Linked DNA regions of Homo sapiens: region 1 is linked to region 2. Evidence: read pairs that join two places in POLR2A ChIA-PET (ENCODE). Cell type or tissue: PC-9. All regions are shown on one strand. Each heading gives the region's core, and the rest is flanking DNA. Links, peaks and the distances in the headings are about the cores only. Region 1 overlaps RNF216 (ring finger protein 216). Region 2 overlaps LOC221946 (a long non-coding RNA gene).

Region 1 (5,370 bases), core at 316-5,315, 110 kb before region 2:
GCTGCTTGGGAGGCTGAGGCAGGAGAATCACTTGAACCCGGGAGGCGGAGGTTGCAGTGAGCAGAGATCGCACCACTGCACTCCAGCCTGGGCGATAGAGCACGACTCTGTCTCAAAAAAAACAGAAAGTGCTCTTCCAGTTCCGCTGGGTGGGTGAGACTCCCGTTTCACTCTCTGCTTTGACCCTTTGTCCTTGACACTGCATTTGGGGTGCACTGCCCACTGTGGTGCCATTCGTGTGCTTCGTCATGGTACTCATTGGATCCCACTGTGATCCATAGGTACACCTTCTGGAGTAGCGATGGGGCACTGGAGGGCTTCGTTTTGTTTTTTGGAGATGGAGTTTTGCTCTTGTCGCCCAGGCTGGAATGCAGTCGCGTGATCTTGGCTCACTGCAACCTGTGCCTCCCGGGTTCAAGCGATTCTGCTGCCTCAGCCTCCCAAGTAGCTGGAATTACAGGCACCCACCACCACGCCTGGCTAATTTTTGTATTTTTAGTAGAGATGGGGTTTCGCCATGTTGGCCAGGCTGGTCTCGAACCCCTGACATCAGGTGATTGGAGGGCTAACTTCTACCCTGGCCTGACACATCATTACGCTTGTTCTTTTGAGCCCTTGCTGATCCAGGGACACCTTGGTCGCTGATCAGCATCCACTCCCTCTCACCTCAGCCTGGCCTTGCTCATCAGAAAGGAGCTGTGCTGAGAATTCATTTGAAAGTTTTCACTGGGATTAGGAGGGGCCAGAAGGAGAGCAGAGACAGAACTCATTCAGGCCAGCTGGGTCCTTCTTAAGGCCTGTGCCAGAAACCAAGGATGAGGCACAGAGACTGCAGCCCTCGAGGGGATGCACCATGGTCTGTCATGGATCTGTGGCAGCGAGTAAAGATGCAGCCAGCAGCCCCTCCTGCCCCCACTGGCCAGGGCAAATGGCATGAACAGGAACTCAGATCTCAAATAGGTTCAGGTGAACCTCTATAGACCGCTGTCCAGGGTGAGCCCAGCAACCCAGCCTGAGCCATGCAGAGTTGAGAACTGCCGGCCATCCTTGGAACCTACAAGTCCAGACCTCCTGCCCTGGCCTCAGCACACTGCCCACCTTGGTGGTCCAGCCACTCTCTGCATCTTCTGAGCCTCAGGGTCCTCTTATGAAATCCTTGCCAGCCTCCCGTGGCGTGGAGAAGGGGGTGTGAGCTAAGCAATCCGTACAAGGCAGCAGGACCTCGTGGGGGCAGAGCGTGACCTTCTACAATGGAATCTGAGTGGGCTTGACAGTGAAGTGTGGATATAAAAGCAGCCAATGGAAAAGATATCAGAATGTTCCCAGGATTGATCTCTGGTGAGGAATTACGGCTGATTTTAGCTGTGTTGTTTTGTTCAATGTTTCCCAAGATTGTTTTAATCAATATGTATAAGGAAAAGAAATAATGGCATTTTTTTTTTTATGTTGATGAGAACCAAATCCCTGAGTTTTTTGTGACGAGAAGAGGCCAGAAAGAGAAAATGTCATGGGACCCCCATGGGATTCAAGTAACTTGGTAGTGTCAGGAGAAAACATGTCAGGCAAGGAAATCTTGAAGCATTCGCTTCTGCCTTTGAGATGGACCAAAACCAGTGAGCTGAGAACAGCACCTGGTCAGAGGCCACTGGAGACCAGTGACCCAGGGAGGCACTACAGCCTCTCACCTCAGTGCTGGGCCCCCATGTGCAGCTTAGATTTCTGGCTCAAGAGATGAGGGTTATGAGCTTTCCCAAGCTCCCCACTCCCACTCTGGGCAAGAGGAATCTACTGGCTTTCATCCCAAAGGACAAGTGCCAGGGACCAGAGGCCGACAAGTGGGCTGTTTCAGGGGATGGCACATGCACTTCTGGGTAAGCTGAGCCTGAGAAAAGGAGGATTGTTCCCTAAAAATTTCCAAAACACAGCCCCTTGCTCTGCGTTTTGGCTGTTTGTTTCCTTGAGTAGAAGTGTTTTGTTTTGTTTTGTCCTGTTACGTCTTGTAAGGGGAGAAAGGAGGTTTCAGAATTCTGCTCTTCTCAGAAGGAACCCTCTTGTGTTTCTGCACTCTTTATAGAATAAAGCACACCTTAGAACAGTTGCCTCTGACACACGCTCCCAGCCCGACAGCAGTGTTCTCAGGCCCCCAGTCAGGTTTGCCAGAAGTTCCGATTCAGAAACCTGAGGGGTTATGTGGTTAACAGCTCAGGCTTTGAGACGAGATTGCCTGGGTCACAACCTCGCTGTGCCAGGGTTTCCTCATCTGCAGCGTGGCAATCAGTTCATAGTGCCTGACTCAGGGAGCTGTGGTGAAACTGAGGTCCATGTGAGGTGTGTAGACAGGGGCTGGTGCATAGTAATCTCTCAGTGCATGTTAACTACTGTTGTTGTCACTGTGCTTGGCGCTTTATAAGAGTGATCAGACCAGGTGCAGTGGCTCACACCTGTAATCCCTGCACTTTGGGAGGCGGAGGTGGGAGGATGGCTTGAGGCCAGGAGTTTGAGACCTGCCTGGACAACACAGTGAGAACTCCCCCTCCACCACCATCTCTATAAGAAAAATTAAAAATTAGCTGGGCATGGTGATACACACCTGTAGTCCCACCTACTCGGGGAGCCTAAGGTGAGAAGATCACTTGAGCCCAGGAGTTCAAGGCTGCAGTGAGCTATAATCACGCCATTTTACTCCACCCTGGGCTGAGCAAGACCCTGTCTAGAGGGAAAAAAAAAGGTACGAGATGATTGGCTTCTCACCCTAACCTGTTTTGGAAAGGAGTGGGTTCCAGGTTAGGTAGTGGGGGTAGAGCTGCATATGCACTCAAGCCAGGTCTGGAGCCCCAGAGTTGTAGTTCTTCCCGTGACGCCAGCAGCCTCTCTTGAAGAAGCCAGCACTGCTTTAAAATGAGTTCACCCTGCCATCCAGGCAGCTCTACCACCAGGGTTTCCTGTTTGTGACTCAGCCCCGAGACAGCAGGACAGTTGTGCTGTGATCCAGCTCAGCCCCTGGCTCCTCCTCATCCTCTTTCCTTCTATTTTTCCCCTCTCCCAGCAGCCTAGGTGTGTCCTAGATTTGTAGCGTGGCCTTTTTCCAAGTGTCCTCTTCACAGGATGGTGATGCTCATATGCCTGGAATGTTTCCTGAGGGACTTGACTCCAGAATGGACTCAATACCCCATCTGTCACTTATCCCAAGTCCAAGAAGTATCTTATGAGGGACTAGGCCTCATGTTTAACCTCAAAATCAATCCTAAACCCTCCCTCCCTCTTTTTTTTTTTTTTTTTTTTTTTGAGACAGAGTCTTGCTCTGTTGCCCAGGCTGGAGTGCAGTGGCACCATCTCGGCTAACTGCAGCCTCTGCCTCCCAGATTCAAGTGATTCTCCTGCCTCAGCCTCCCGAGTAGTTGAGATTACAGACGCCTGCCACTGCACCTAGCTAATTTTTGTATTTTTAGTAGAGATGAGGTTTCACCATATTGGCCAGGCCTGTCTCAAACTCCTGACGTCGTGATCCGCCCGCCTCGGCCTCCCAAAGTGCTGGGATTACAGGCGCAAGACGCCGCTTCTGGCCCCTCCCTCTTTTTAATTGTGGTGAAGCATAAGATAAAATTTGCCATTTTTAAGTTTACAATTCAGTTATCTTCACTTTTTTTTTTCTGAGACAGGATCTTCCCCTGTTGTGCCAGTACAATGGCACAATCATAGCTCACTGCAGCCTCAACCTCCTTGGGCTCTAGTGATCCTCCCACCTCAGCCCCACAAATAGCCCCCCAGTAGCCACACCTGGCTAATTTTTAAAATTTTGTAGAGCTGGGTTCTCACTGTGTTGCCCTTGCTGGTCTGAAAATCCTGGCCTCAAGCGATCCTGCTGCCTCAGCCTCCCAAAGCACTGGAATTGTCTTCACTTTTTTTTTTTTTTTTTTGAGACAGAGTCTTGCTCTGTCACCCAAGCTGGAGTGCAGTGGCGCCATCTCTGCTCATTGCAATCTCCACCTGCAGCTTCAAGCAATTCTGCCTCAGCTTCCAGAGTAGCTGGGATTACAGGCACACGCCACCACACCTGGCTAATTTTTTGTATTTTTAGTAGAGATGGGGTTTCACCGTGTTAGCCACACTGGTCTCTTAACTCCTGGCCTCAAGTCATCCACCCACCTCGAACTCCCAAAGTGCTGGGATTACAGGCATGAGCCAACTGCACCTGGCCTGTCTTCACTCTTGACTTGAGGAATTTCAAATGCTTCAGAGAAACTGATTGTGGAAGGAACTTCCTCCCCAAATTAAGAAAGAAATCTTCCAGCTGGGTGTGATGGCTCATGCCTGTAATCCCAACATTTTGGGGAGACCAAGGTTGGGTGCATCGCTTGAGCCCAGGAGTTCAAGACTAGCCTGAGCAACATGGTGAAACCCCATTTCTACAAAAAAAAAAAAAAAAGTCAGATATGGTGGTGGGCGCCTGTAGTCTGAGCTACCAAGAGGCTAGGGCAGGAAGATCTCTTGAGCCCAGGAGGTGGAGGCTGCAGTGATCTATGATGGTGCCACTGCACCCCAGCCTGGACAGCAGAGCAAGACACTGTCTCAAAGAAAAGGAAAGAAATCTTCCCTTTAGAGTCTAACATATTAGCTAAAAGCGTAATTTTTTTATTTTAAAAAAGAAAAAAAACTTTTAAGTTGTATTAAAGTTATTAAGCACAGTGTCCTGTGACTCTAGCCAGTTGGAGACAGTTGAAATCTGAAACACCTAACCCTATATCTAGGTATAACTGACAGTTGGCTCATGATTTATGATAAAATTGTAGGTCATTGTAGCTGAGTGCCGTCATTTTGGGTGAAATACAAACCAGACTGTCTTTAGACTCCTAAGGGCGTGACTCCCAAGACAGGACTCAAGGGCAAATGGTCTTGATTCCACTTGCCAATCAGGAGAGTGATCAGAGCAGAGGGAGGGATTGGAAGAAAGGCTCTGGGGTGGCTGTCTTCGGAGGGTGAGGATGCGACACTTTTATTCCCTTGGGACTCTGAGGCTCCCTCTTCCTCTCCAGGAAGAACTCTGAATGGCAGGCTGGGAAGGTTCTATCTGCAGTGTCCTCCAGACCCCGCCGATCTGTATCAGAAACCTGGGCTCGCGCTCCTATGCAGGTGCCTCAGACCCTTCTGAGGGAGTTCTGAAATAGGATTTATTCAGGAGCACTGGGATTTATCACGGAAGCTTAGTGATAAAAATCAGGCAGTGGCCTGCATGCTCTCAGCCTCAGCAGTGCCACAGGGGGCCAGAGCTCTTCTCCCCAAAAGAGAGCCTCTCTTGTCCCTCGTGTTTTATCAGGGGAGAGTCTGAGGGAAAAAAGGGGGTTAGTGGCTAGTCTTTTTTTTTTTTTTAGA
Region 2 (5,370 bases), core at 215-5,214:
TCCTGGGAGTGGGGCTGTCTCAGGGTAGCTGGGCACGGTGTTCCCTTGAGTGGGGGTGTAGTGGGTGTTCCTAGCTGCCACGCCTTTGCCTTCACCTATGGGATCGTGGCTGTCAGCCTTGAGGGTCAGCCTGGCCCAGGCTCCCATAGGCTTAGGAGAGGCCGCAATTCCTACCTGTTCATCCAGACAGAGGGGGACCTGGAATCAAAGTCAAGTTGGGGTAGGGGGTCCATGGGGCCATATCTGGCCTGCAGACAGCTCTGGTTAGCTATGGGCTGAGGTCTGGATTCTGCCTTGTGACTGGAGACTGGGCGCCATCCCGTGGCCTCTGAGGGCCCAGTTTGTTCGTGACCCATGCTGCAGAGGGAGATACCCAGGCTCCTGGACCTCAGGGCCTGCCTGGCACTGCAGGCCAGGTTCTCTTTTTATTTCTGAGACGGGGTCTTGTGTTGCCCAGGCTGGAGTGTAATGGCACAACCATGGCTCACTGCAGCCTCAACTTTGGGCTCAAGCAATTCTCCTGCCTCAGCCTCCCAAGTAGCTGAAACTACACAGGCATGCCCCAGCACGCCCAGCTAGTTGCAGGTCAGATTCTCATTGTTCTACAGGGCCCTGAGTTAAATACTCTCGCAAGAAGAAACCAAGCCTGGCCTGCCTTCCCTCTGCTAGAAGCTGTGATTGACACCAGCAGAGAATGAAGGAAGAAAAGGGGGTGAGGATCCCTTGCAGGGATGCCGTTTACCCCAAACACCACCTGGTGCATAGCAGTTGTTCTGGAAATGATCCGGTCCCCCCAGGAGGCCTGGACTCTCAACTGTGCACAGTGGCCTACTGGCAGAGAGGAAGGTGGTACCCTTCCTCCTGTGTTATCTTGGAGGTCCCCTGAAGGGCTCTCTGGGGTGGTTCTAGCTCTTTTGGTCTGATTTCTGCAGTGGTGAGCCCTGGGCCACCTTGGGCCACTTAATCATTCAACCCCCATTCATTGAGTGACCACTCTACGGTGGGGGAGGCTACTGAGATGACCTGGACAAGGACCCTGCCCTGGAGGAGCTGTCAGTCTGGAAGTGAGGATTTAATTCATTTGCCCATTCATTCATTCATTCATTCATTCATTGAGGACTTAATTCATTTGCTCATTCATTCATTCATTTGCTCATTCATCCATTCATTCATCCATCCATCCATCCATCCAATCACTATTTGTGCCAGATAGTGCGGGTATAGAGGAGAACCAACCAGATGTGTTCCGTGTCCTCACCAGGCACCCAGTTTAATGGGGAAGACATCACAAGCACGAAGGCAAACAAATGAGTGTACAGTGACATGCTGTGATCATAGGAAGAGAGAGCAGAGACTTTGATGAACACGAGCATCGGGTGATGTTCATTATGTCGATTGTGGTGGTGGTCTTGCAGGTGTAGACATACTTCAAACCTTATCTAATTGGGCCTGCTGTGGTGACGCATGCTTGTAATCCCAGCATTTTGGGAAGCTGAGGTGGGAGGATCACTTGAGCCCAGGAGCTCAAGGCTGCAGTGAGCTATGATTGCACCACTGCACTCCAGCCTGGGTGACAGAACAAGACCGTGACTCTTAAAAATTAAAATAGGCCAGGCAGGCGTGGTGGCTCGCGCCTGTAATCGCAGCACTTTGGGAGGCTGAGGCAGGTGGGTCATTTGAGCCCAAATGCAGCCTAGGCAGCATAGTGAGATCCTGTCTCAATTTTTTTCTTTTTTTTGAGATGGAGTCTTGTTCTGTCACCCAGGCTGGAGTGCAGTGGTGTGGTGTGATCTTGGCTCACTGCAACTTTTGCCTCCTGGGTTCAAGCGATTCTCCTGTCTCAGTCTCCTGAGTTGCTGGGATTACAGGCATGTGTCACCACGCCTGGTTAGTTTTTGTATTTTTCACAGATACAGGGTTTTGCCATGTTGGCCAGGCTGGTCTTAAACTCCTGACCTCAGGTGATCCACCCGCCTTGGCCTCCCAAAATGCTGGGATTACAGGCGTGAGCCACCACGCCCGGCGGTTGTGCACTCCTTATGAGCATCTAATGCCTGATGATCTGTCACTGTCTCCCATCAGCCCCAGATGCGACTATCTAGTTGCAGGGAAAGAAGCTCAGGGCTCTCATTGATCCTATATCATGATGAGTTGTAGAATTATTTTATCATATATTAGAATGTAATAATAGAGATGGTGTACGCAATAAGCGTAATGTGCTTGAATCATCCCAAAACCATCCCCCTGCCCCCATTCATGGGAAAATTATCTTCCACGAAACTGGTCCCTGGTGTCAAAAAGACGGGACTGCTGACATTGGTGATGCACAGCTGGGACAGCTTCACCCATAGGTTGACCAGCAACTTCAGCAGCTCCTGCTTCTTGCCAAGGAAGTCCCAGCCTTAATCTTGCGTATAGCTGCACAAGCGTCTGCTGCCACCACCTACTCCAAGAGAAAGAGGAAGAGGGCCAGAAACACAGATTTTAAAAAGCAAAGGGAGACCAGCCTGACCAACATGGTGAGACCTCATCTCTACTAAAAACACAAAAGTTAGCCGGGCAGGGTGGCGTGCACCTGTAATCCTAGCTACTCGGGAGGCTGAGGCAGAAGAATCACTTGAATCTAGGAGGCAGAGGTTGCATTGAGCCAAGATTGTGTCACTGCACTCCAGCCTGGGAGACAGAGTGAGACTCTGTCCCCTCCCCCCAAAAAACAAAGGAGCCAGGTGCAGTGTCTCATGCCCGTCATCCTAGCACTTTGGGAGACTGAGGCAGTCGGATCACGTGAGGTCAAGAGTTCATCCCAGCACTTTGGGAGACCGAGGCAGTCGGATCACATGAGGTCAGGAGTTCGAGACCAGCCTGGCCATCGTGGTGAAACCCCATCTCTACTGAAAATACAAAAAATTATCTGGGCATAGTGGTGCACACCTGTAATCCCAGCTACTCAGGAGGCTGAGGCGGGAGAATCGCTTGAACTTGGGAGGTGGAGGTTGCAGTGAGCTGAGATCGCACCACTGCACTCTAGCCTGGGCAACACAGTGAGACTCCATTTCAAAAAAAAAAAAAGCAAAGGATCACTGAACATGGGCAGACATGGGGGTAGGGAGAGAGGAGCTGTCACTCTTTTTCTGTTGTTTTATTTTTTGTAGAGATGGGGTCTTGCTATATTGCCCAGGCTGGTCTTGAACTCCTGGCCTCAAGCCATCCACTCGTCTTGGCTCCCCAAAGTGCTGGGTTTGCAGGCGTGAGCCATCACGTCCAGCCTATTTCATTTTTTACAATCAGAGTCTCACTCTGTCACCCAGGCTGGAGTGCAGCACTGTGATCATAGTTTACTGTAACCTCCAACTCCTGGACTCACACAATCCTCCCGCCTCGACCTCCCACGTAGCTGGGACTACAGGTGTGGACCACCATGCCTGGCTAATTGGGCCGTCACTCTTGAGTAGGCTTCCCCAGAGGGCTTCCTGGAGGAAGAATGCTTGAGCTGGCTCCGGAGGCCAGAGGAGTCCCCTGGGGAGGTGGTGTGTCTCAGAGGCATGGATTGACTGGGGACACAGGCCCAAAGAGGAGATACAACCTCCAAGACAGAATGGAGCATTGGTTGATTGTCAGACACGTTGTCTATGTGGCTTTGGGAAGTCACATCACTGCCCATATCCCCATTTGAGAATTGGGCATATCAGTAACAACTGGAAGGTGACTGTAGCGGGTGCACTCCATCAGTACTTTCATTTTATTTTATTCTTGTTATTTTTTTGAGACAGAGTCTCACTCTGTCACCCAGGCTGGAGTGCAGTGGTGCGATCTCGGCTCACTGCAACCTCTACCTCTTGGGTTTAAGCAATTCTCTTGTCTCATCCTCCCTTGTAGCTGGGACTACAGGCGCGTGCCACCATGCCTGGCTAATTTTTGTGTTTTTAGTAGACACAGGGTTTCGTTATATTGTACAGGCTGGTCTCAAACTCCTGACCTCAGGTGATCCGCCCACCTTGGCCTCCCGAAGTGCTGGGATTACAGGCATGAGGCCCTTTTATTTTATTTATTTATTTTTTTAGATGGAGTTTCACTCTTGTCACCCAGGCTAGAGTGCAATGGCGTGTTCTCGGCTCACTGCAACCTCTGCCTCTTGGGTTCAAGCGATTCTCCTGTCTCAGCCTCTTGAGTAGCTGGGATTTCAGGCACACGCCATCACACCAGGCTAATTTCTTTTGTATTTTTAGTAGAGATGGGGTTTCACTATGCTGGCCAGGCTGGTCTCGAACTACTAACCTCAGGTGATCCACCTCCCTCGGCCTCCTGAAGTTCTGGGATTACAGGTGTGAGCCACTACGCCTGGCTATTTTATTTTTATTTTTAGAGATGTGATCTTGTTCTGTTGCCCAGGCTTAGTGCAGTGGTGTAATCGTCGCTCACTGCAGCCTCGAACTCCTGGCCTCAAGTGATCCTTCTATCTGTTGGTCTCCTAGAGGGCTGGGATTACCAGCATGAGCCACTGCGCCTGGCCAAGACTTTCCTTTTTTTTTTTTTTTTGAGACAGAGTCTTGCTCTGTCGCCCAGGCTGGAGTGCAGTGGGGCAATCTCGGCTCACTGCAGCCTCCGCCTCCCGGGTTCACACCATTCTCCTGCCTCAGCCTCCCAAGTAGCTGGGAGTACAGGCACCTGCCACCACGCTCGGCTAATTTTTTGTATTTTTAGTAGAGACGGGGTTTCACCGTGTTAGCCAGGATGGTCTCGATCTCCTGTCCTCGTGATCCGCCCGCCTCGGCCTCCCAAAGTGTTGGGATTACAGGCGTGAGCCACCAGGCCCAGCCTAGAGATGGAGTTTCACCATGTTGGCCAGGCTGGTCTCGAACTCCTGACCTCAAATGATCCGCCCACCTCAGCCTCCCAAAGTGCTGGGATTACAGGCGTGAGCCGCCGCACCCGGCCTCACCTGGCTAATTTTTAAAAATCTTTTGTAGAGATGGAGGTCTTGCTATATTGCTTGGGCTGATCTGAAACTCCTGGCCTCAAGCAGTCCTCTTGCCTCCACCTTCCAAAGTACTGGGATTACACGTATGAGCCACCTGTAATTAAATGCAGATATTTAATTAATCAAATATGACTAATTACTTAAATATTTAATTAATTAAAAATGCATATTTAATTACCCACGATGATGGAACACTTGATCTTAGCCAAAACGCTGAGTAGTGGTAACTATCCACAGTGATAAATGCCATCTAGGAATATTCCGAGGGACAATGGCAGAGGATGCGACGGAATCGTGACATGGTCTAGGGAAGGGTAGGGGTTCTGCAGAAGGGATGTGAGGAAGATGAAGAGAAATTAGCCATAGTTGGGGTGAGGGCCACTCACCAAGGT

Evidence for each region. ChIA-PET counts read pairs that join two places held together with the same protein. Peaks named below come from ENCODE experiments on the same cell type or tissue, not always from the same donor. Only the 100,000 strongest peaks of a DNase experiment are listed, where the experiment ranks them.
Region 1: POLR2A ChIA-PET joins it to region 2 with 6 read pairs; 9 of 35 experiments call an interaction of 5 or more read pairs at or near these places.

Annotation. Positions count from the first base shown.
Region 1 is chr7:5,627,742-5,633,111 of GRCh38, reverse strand. All of the region lies in intron 15 of RNF216 (ring finger protein 216), which reads left to right. Among named protein-coding and RNA genes, the nearest start is that of FSCN1, 38 kb to the right of the region's middle. RefSeq lists enhancers at 1-825, 5,243-5,370. In PC-9, for the core only: no CTCF peak of the experiment used is centred there; a DNase peak (open chromatin) is centred at 3,021; H3K27ac peaks cover 831 bases.
Region 2 is chr7:5,521,416-5,526,785 of GRCh38, reverse strand. It overlaps LOC221946 (a long non-coding RNA gene), which reads right to left. Exons shown (of 4, transcript NR_126168.1): 2 at 5,157-5,301; 3 at 4,940-5,072; 4 at 1,241-2,443. Among named protein-coding and RNA genes, the nearest start is that of ACTB, 6.5 kb to the left of the region's middle. RefSeq lists enhancers at 447-756, 1,407-1,456, 1,777-1,836, 2,647-2,696, 2,807-2,906 and 2 more. In PC-9, for the core only: a CTCF peak has its summit at 2,147; DNase peaks (open chromatin) are centred at 1,188, 2,435, 3,225, 3,505 and 5 weaker places; H3K27ac peaks cover 1,007 bases.